Regions from separate parts of the Mus musculus genome. Here region 2 is linked to region 1. The links are chromatin loops, found by intact Hi-C in ENCODE. Cell type or tissue: left cerebral cortex. All regions are shown on one strand.

Region 1 (2,500 bases):
AGAATAGCACTTGCTTGTAGCCACTGAGCTGTCTTCCCAGCCCTGACAGTAAACATTGACCAGCGGTGATGGCTAATCTCAGCTGTCAGCTTGACCTCTACAATCACATTTGAGACAGGCTCTGCACACGCCTGTGTAGACCAGATTCATTAGTCTTGATTAGTTTAATTGGAGTGGGAAGATCTGCCCATTGTGGGTGGCATCATGATGGCCCCATACATCTACTTGTGAACCAAATATAAACCCTTTCTTCTTTAAGTTGCTTTTGTCATGGTGTTTTATCACAGGAACAAGGGAAAAAATGAACACAGCACTGCAGATGTCTTTATGGATTGTTGACATTGTTGAGACATGTAGTGTCATGTGATGTGTGTGTCATATGTGTTATGCATATGGTGTGACTTGCTATATTGTGATATGTTTGTGTTGTGTGGTGTGTTGTGGTTTGGTGTGGTATATGTCTTGTCATGTGACGTACACATTGTTACCTGTGAGCTGTATATGTTCAGATACACTGAATTTTGATATATGTTGTGATGTGTATACTGTATGTGTTGCTCTTGTTGCACTGTAATGAGCATCGCTGCAATGTGATGTATTGTGATGTGGTGTGTGTCGCAGGTGTTGTGATGCGGTGTGTGTCTCCTGATGTGATCAGAGCATGGTGTGGGCTGTACGTTGTGATGTGTGTGCATTGGGTAGGTGTGCGGGAAGGCGTGTACCAGAGAAAAGGCTTTCCAATAGCTGCAGGAAAGAGCTGCAGCTTAAAGCCTCTCCATCATCACTCAGCCTGTCGCCGCCCTCTCTCTTCAGGACACTCTCTTCTCTGACGTGGGTGGGGATTAGTGCCCTGCCCTGTGTCAGGAATGGAGAGAAAATAGAATCAGATGTGGGTTAGCAGTAGGCTGCGGAAGGAAGAAAAGCTAATTCACTTATAGCCTGCCGAGAGCCAACCAAGTATCCCGGTGGGAGACAGGGGCAGGCAGAAGGCTTCACTTTCTTAAATAGAACTCTGTTTTGACATTCTCCTTGCTGCCGCTCCCCCCACGCATGTCTGTCTCAAGAGCTTTGGTAAGAGGCAGGAGTTTGCCTATAGTTGCCCCATCTGGTGGCAAGGCTGGAGAACTGCAGGCTGCGGGAGCTCTGAGCCATGTCCATCCTACTATGCTCAGACTGCTCCAGGACAAGGAGCAGGCAAAGAGGGATGGAGTTGAATATAATGGGAGGACCGCAAGAGCGCACAATGTGTTGAGCTGGAGAGAGTGACACGCGGAGTTTGCGCCTCATCAACTGTGTCATCATCGGAAGTCCTTCGTCTTTTTTGTTTTGTTTTGTTTTGTTTTTGGAGACAGGATTTTTCTGTGTAGCTGTGGCTGTCCTGGAACTCAGAGATCTGCCTGCTTCTGCCTACCGAGTGCTGGAATTAAAGGCGAAACACTATGCCTGCCTGGCAGTTCTCTCTGTCTTTTTTTGTGCCTCACTTTTTCCTTGTGAAAAATGTGGGTTGTTACTGTGAGGATCTTGTGAAGACCTGCCAAGGTAAAGTCGCCCATAAGAGTAGACACTGGACCATGTGATCCCTGTCACGAGTCATCTCTCTTCCCTGCTTCACCCCCACCTTGAATTTCCCTCCCCTAACATGACTGTACAGCTGTTCTGAAGTTTCTGCTGTAGGCACTGGTGCGTTGAGATTCGGTGGGCACCAGAGTAAGAAGCAGGTTAGGGGCGTGCAGCCCCCTAGATCTGGGACACTACCAAGGCCCGGCTATTACTACTGATAGGGTCATGTTATGTAGCAGTAACTGGCCTGGAGCCCATACTGACCCTGCCTCTCTGCCTCTTGAATGCTGGCATTAAAGGTGTGTGCCACCATACCTGGCTACATTACTAGTTTATAAGATCTTCTCCAGGTCTGGAATATTACTAGTTTTATGATCTTAAAGTAACATTTACAACAGCAGAAGTCAAAGGCACCAATGGCAAAATAACTTGCAGAAGACCAGCGTCAGCCACGCCTAGACCTGGCCATTTGGGTTAAAGGTGAGAGGGAGGACGGATGATTCTTACGAATTGGAAACAACAACACATTAACATTTTCCTCTCATGGACTTTCTTAAACAGTAGGATAGCCTCTCTCTCCCTAGCAAGCTTTGGGATCTAGGCATGTGATTTCAGAGGGCGGCTCCTGCAGGAACTTTGCTTCTTCCTGTAGCTTGACCTCTGTCTCCTTTGACAGAACGTTTTTTTAAATACATGACTCAACTGCTGAACATTCCCAACCTGGTATGCGGAAGATACCACTCAGGAGAGTAGATTCACACAGCCCTAAGGCTTCTGGGGGCCTGCGGGTTAAGAGCCGTGACTTTGCCATGGACTTGGTGGGCTGGATTCTATTAGTATTGTAAGCGGTGGCACTTAACTGAGCTACTTGGTCAGGGTCCATTTTTCCTCTCATTAAGTAGAGCCACCTTGAAATAAGTCAGGCAGGGCACACATCTTC
Region 2 (2,500 bases), 160 kb before region 1:
GGCATGTGGTATTACATTCAGCTTAAGTGGTACTTATTTTTAATTTTAAACCAATGGTAACATTCAGCCAGGCATAGTCTCACACCTGTAACCCTAGTATTCAGGAGACTAAGACAGGATTCCCACAAAAATCAGAGCCAGCCTGGATACACAGTGAGGTTCTAGGCCAGCTTTAGCTACAATATGAAAATCCTGGGGGGGGGGGGCTGGATAGGAAAGAAGGGAATAAGGAGATGGTTCTAAATTTGGATCCCCAGAACCCAAGGCAATGCTGAGCAGGCATGGAAGACCTCCTGTAATTCCTACCTTGGAAGATGGAGACAGAATCCCCAGAGCAAGTTAGCTACCAAGACTAGCTCTATGGAATGAGCTCTGGGTTTGACTGAGAGATCCTGCCTCAAGGAGACCTGGCTGTCCTGGAACTCTATGGAGTTGAAGAGAATCACAGAGATTTAAGACTTGTGTTGCTCAAACCAGCCGAAAACAATTTGTCTCTTTTACAAAACAAACTGAGCGGGTCGTGGTAGTGTACACTTTTCATTGCAGCACCGGGAAGGCAGAGGTAGAGGAGAGTCTCTACGGCCAAGATCAGGTTCAGGAGCTGAGTAGCCTCTCACCCTCCTGCCCACGCCGTTCCGCCCCGCTCCACGGAGGCCCGGAGGAAGCGGTGAGCACAGGGGATGCTCAGAGCCCAACTCCAAGCCCCAACCCCGGCTGCGACCAGGCGGCCACGACGCCACTGCGCCGCCGCCTCTCGCGAGACCACAGCCGGGCCGCGCCTCCTTCCTCTCCGCTGTCTCTCTCTCTCTCCCCGCCCCCGGGGGCTGCGCAGCTTCCTCCAGAGCTCGGGAACCTCGGACGTGGCGAGGCGGTCAGAAGGCTGGAGCGCGGCACATAGAGGTCCCTCGGGCGGACCTTCTGAGCCGCAGTCCAGCCAGGGAGCGCCGACGCATCTTTCCAGGTACACCGCACCGACTGGCGGAGGCCTACTGCGCGTGCGCCGGGGCCTTAGCGGGGCGCCACACCTGGGTGGGCAGGGGCTGCTCGCGCACGCGCGCCGCGGTGCCCGCGGGCTGTGGGGAGTTGGGCGTCGTTTGTCACTGCTAGGGAGCGCTGTCGCTGGCGTGGCGTCATTCCCGCGGCTTCTGTGCTCCGGCTCAGCTCGGGGCGGGGCGGGAGGATGACTTCGGAGATGGAGTCGTCGCTGGAGGTCAGCTTCTCGTCCAGCTGTGCGGTGTCAGGGGCGTCTGGGTGTTTGCCTCCCGCCCGCTCCCGCATCTTCAAGATCATAGTGATCGGCGACTCGAACGTGGGCAAGACGTGCCTGACTTACCGCTTCTGCGCCGGCCGCTTCCCCGACCGCACCGAGGCCACGATCGGGGTGGACTTCCGAGAGCGAGCCGTGGATATTGATGGAGAGCGCATCAAGGTGAGCCGGTGGGGCGGGGACGCTGTCTCAGCGGAGTGCCGCTCCTTCTTGGCAGGTGTCGGGACCTCACCCTGGGTCTGGGCAGGAGTGTGCGGTGCGCCCCATGGCGTGGGAAAGTGTGTTTGTATCTATCAAACTTCTGAGGCATTGTTCCTCCACCTCTAATGTACATCAGGTTTACCTGGGACTTCTTGTTTTTCAAAAAAGCACGTTCTGATTTGATAAGCTCCCCTATAACGCACATGCAATGAGTCTGTGGACCGACCACACTTTGAGTGACAGAGGTGTAGGGGGCGGTCACCCCCCCACTCCCACCCCCATTGCTTGAGTGAGAGTTTTGGGCTGGGAATCTGGGTGGTGGTGGTGGTGGGGTATAACCGGAAGAAACTCAGAAATTTTTCAAGCATAGAAAATTCCGTTATAAGTCGGGCCTGGGGGAACACTTCTTAAATCTCAGCACTCTCACAGAGACCAGGATCTCTGTGTTTGAGATCAGCGTGGTCTAATTAGTTCCAGGATAGACAGGGCTCTCCTGGATAGACAGAATACACAGAGAAACCCTGTCTCAACCAAACAAACCTCAAACACCCCAATTTAACAACAACAACAACAACAACAACAACAAAACCTCCGTTATATCTAGGAATTCTTTTGAGCATTGCACAGATGCTAAGTATTGTGGGAGTAAAACCTGTTGCCTTTGAGGCGTTTTCTGTATGATAACCAATTTATCTAGGGGGAAAAAAATCTGTTTTCTCATTGAGGCATTTATATGTGATGGTTCTTAGGTGGTTTGCCAACATCATATCTCTTGTTGCAAAAACAGACCCTCTCCCAGGTAGCTACTGAGACTTTGTAATCATAGTAGGAAGTCTAAGGCAGCCAGGTTGGGATTCTGAAGGGTTGGGTTCCTCAACTGCAGAATAATGATCCTTGACAAGTCAGGGGCCTCCTGATGCTGTAAACCTCGGCACTGTTGCGAAACTACTAAGGGTTACTTAATACTACTCCTTAAAACATATGAGATGGAGGTGTGTGTGTGGGGGGGGAGCACCCGTGTCTTTAACTCTA

The links. A loop is a pair of places that touch in the nucleus more often than their neighbours do. Peaks named below come from ENCODE experiments on the same cell type or tissue, not always from the same donor. Only the 100,000 strongest peaks of a DNase experiment are listed, where the experiment ranks them.
Region 2: it touches region 1 in a loop (7-fold over the local background); 12 of 42 quality-filtered maps call a loop at or near these places.

Annotation. Positions count from the first base shown.
Region 1 is chr3:51,647,407-51,649,906 of GRCm38, forward strand. It overlaps a transcript of Mgst2 not described here. Among named protein-coding and RNA genes, the nearest start is that of Mgst2, 13 kb to the right of the region's middle. In left cerebral cortex, a CTCF peak has its summit at 1,120 (motif pointing left); a DNase peak (open chromatin) is centred at 1,001; H3K4me3 peaks cover 376 bases.
Region 2 is chr3:51,483,152-51,485,651 of GRCm38, forward strand. It overlaps Rab33b (RAB33B, member RAS oncogene family), which reads left to right and starts at 815. Exons shown (of 2, transcript NM_016858.2): 1 at 815-1,429. The coding sequence starts at 1,181. In left cerebral cortex, a CTCF peak has its summit at 1,100; a DNase peak (open chromatin) is centred at 945; H3K4me3 peaks cover 2,142 bases; H3K27ac peaks cover 1,631 bases.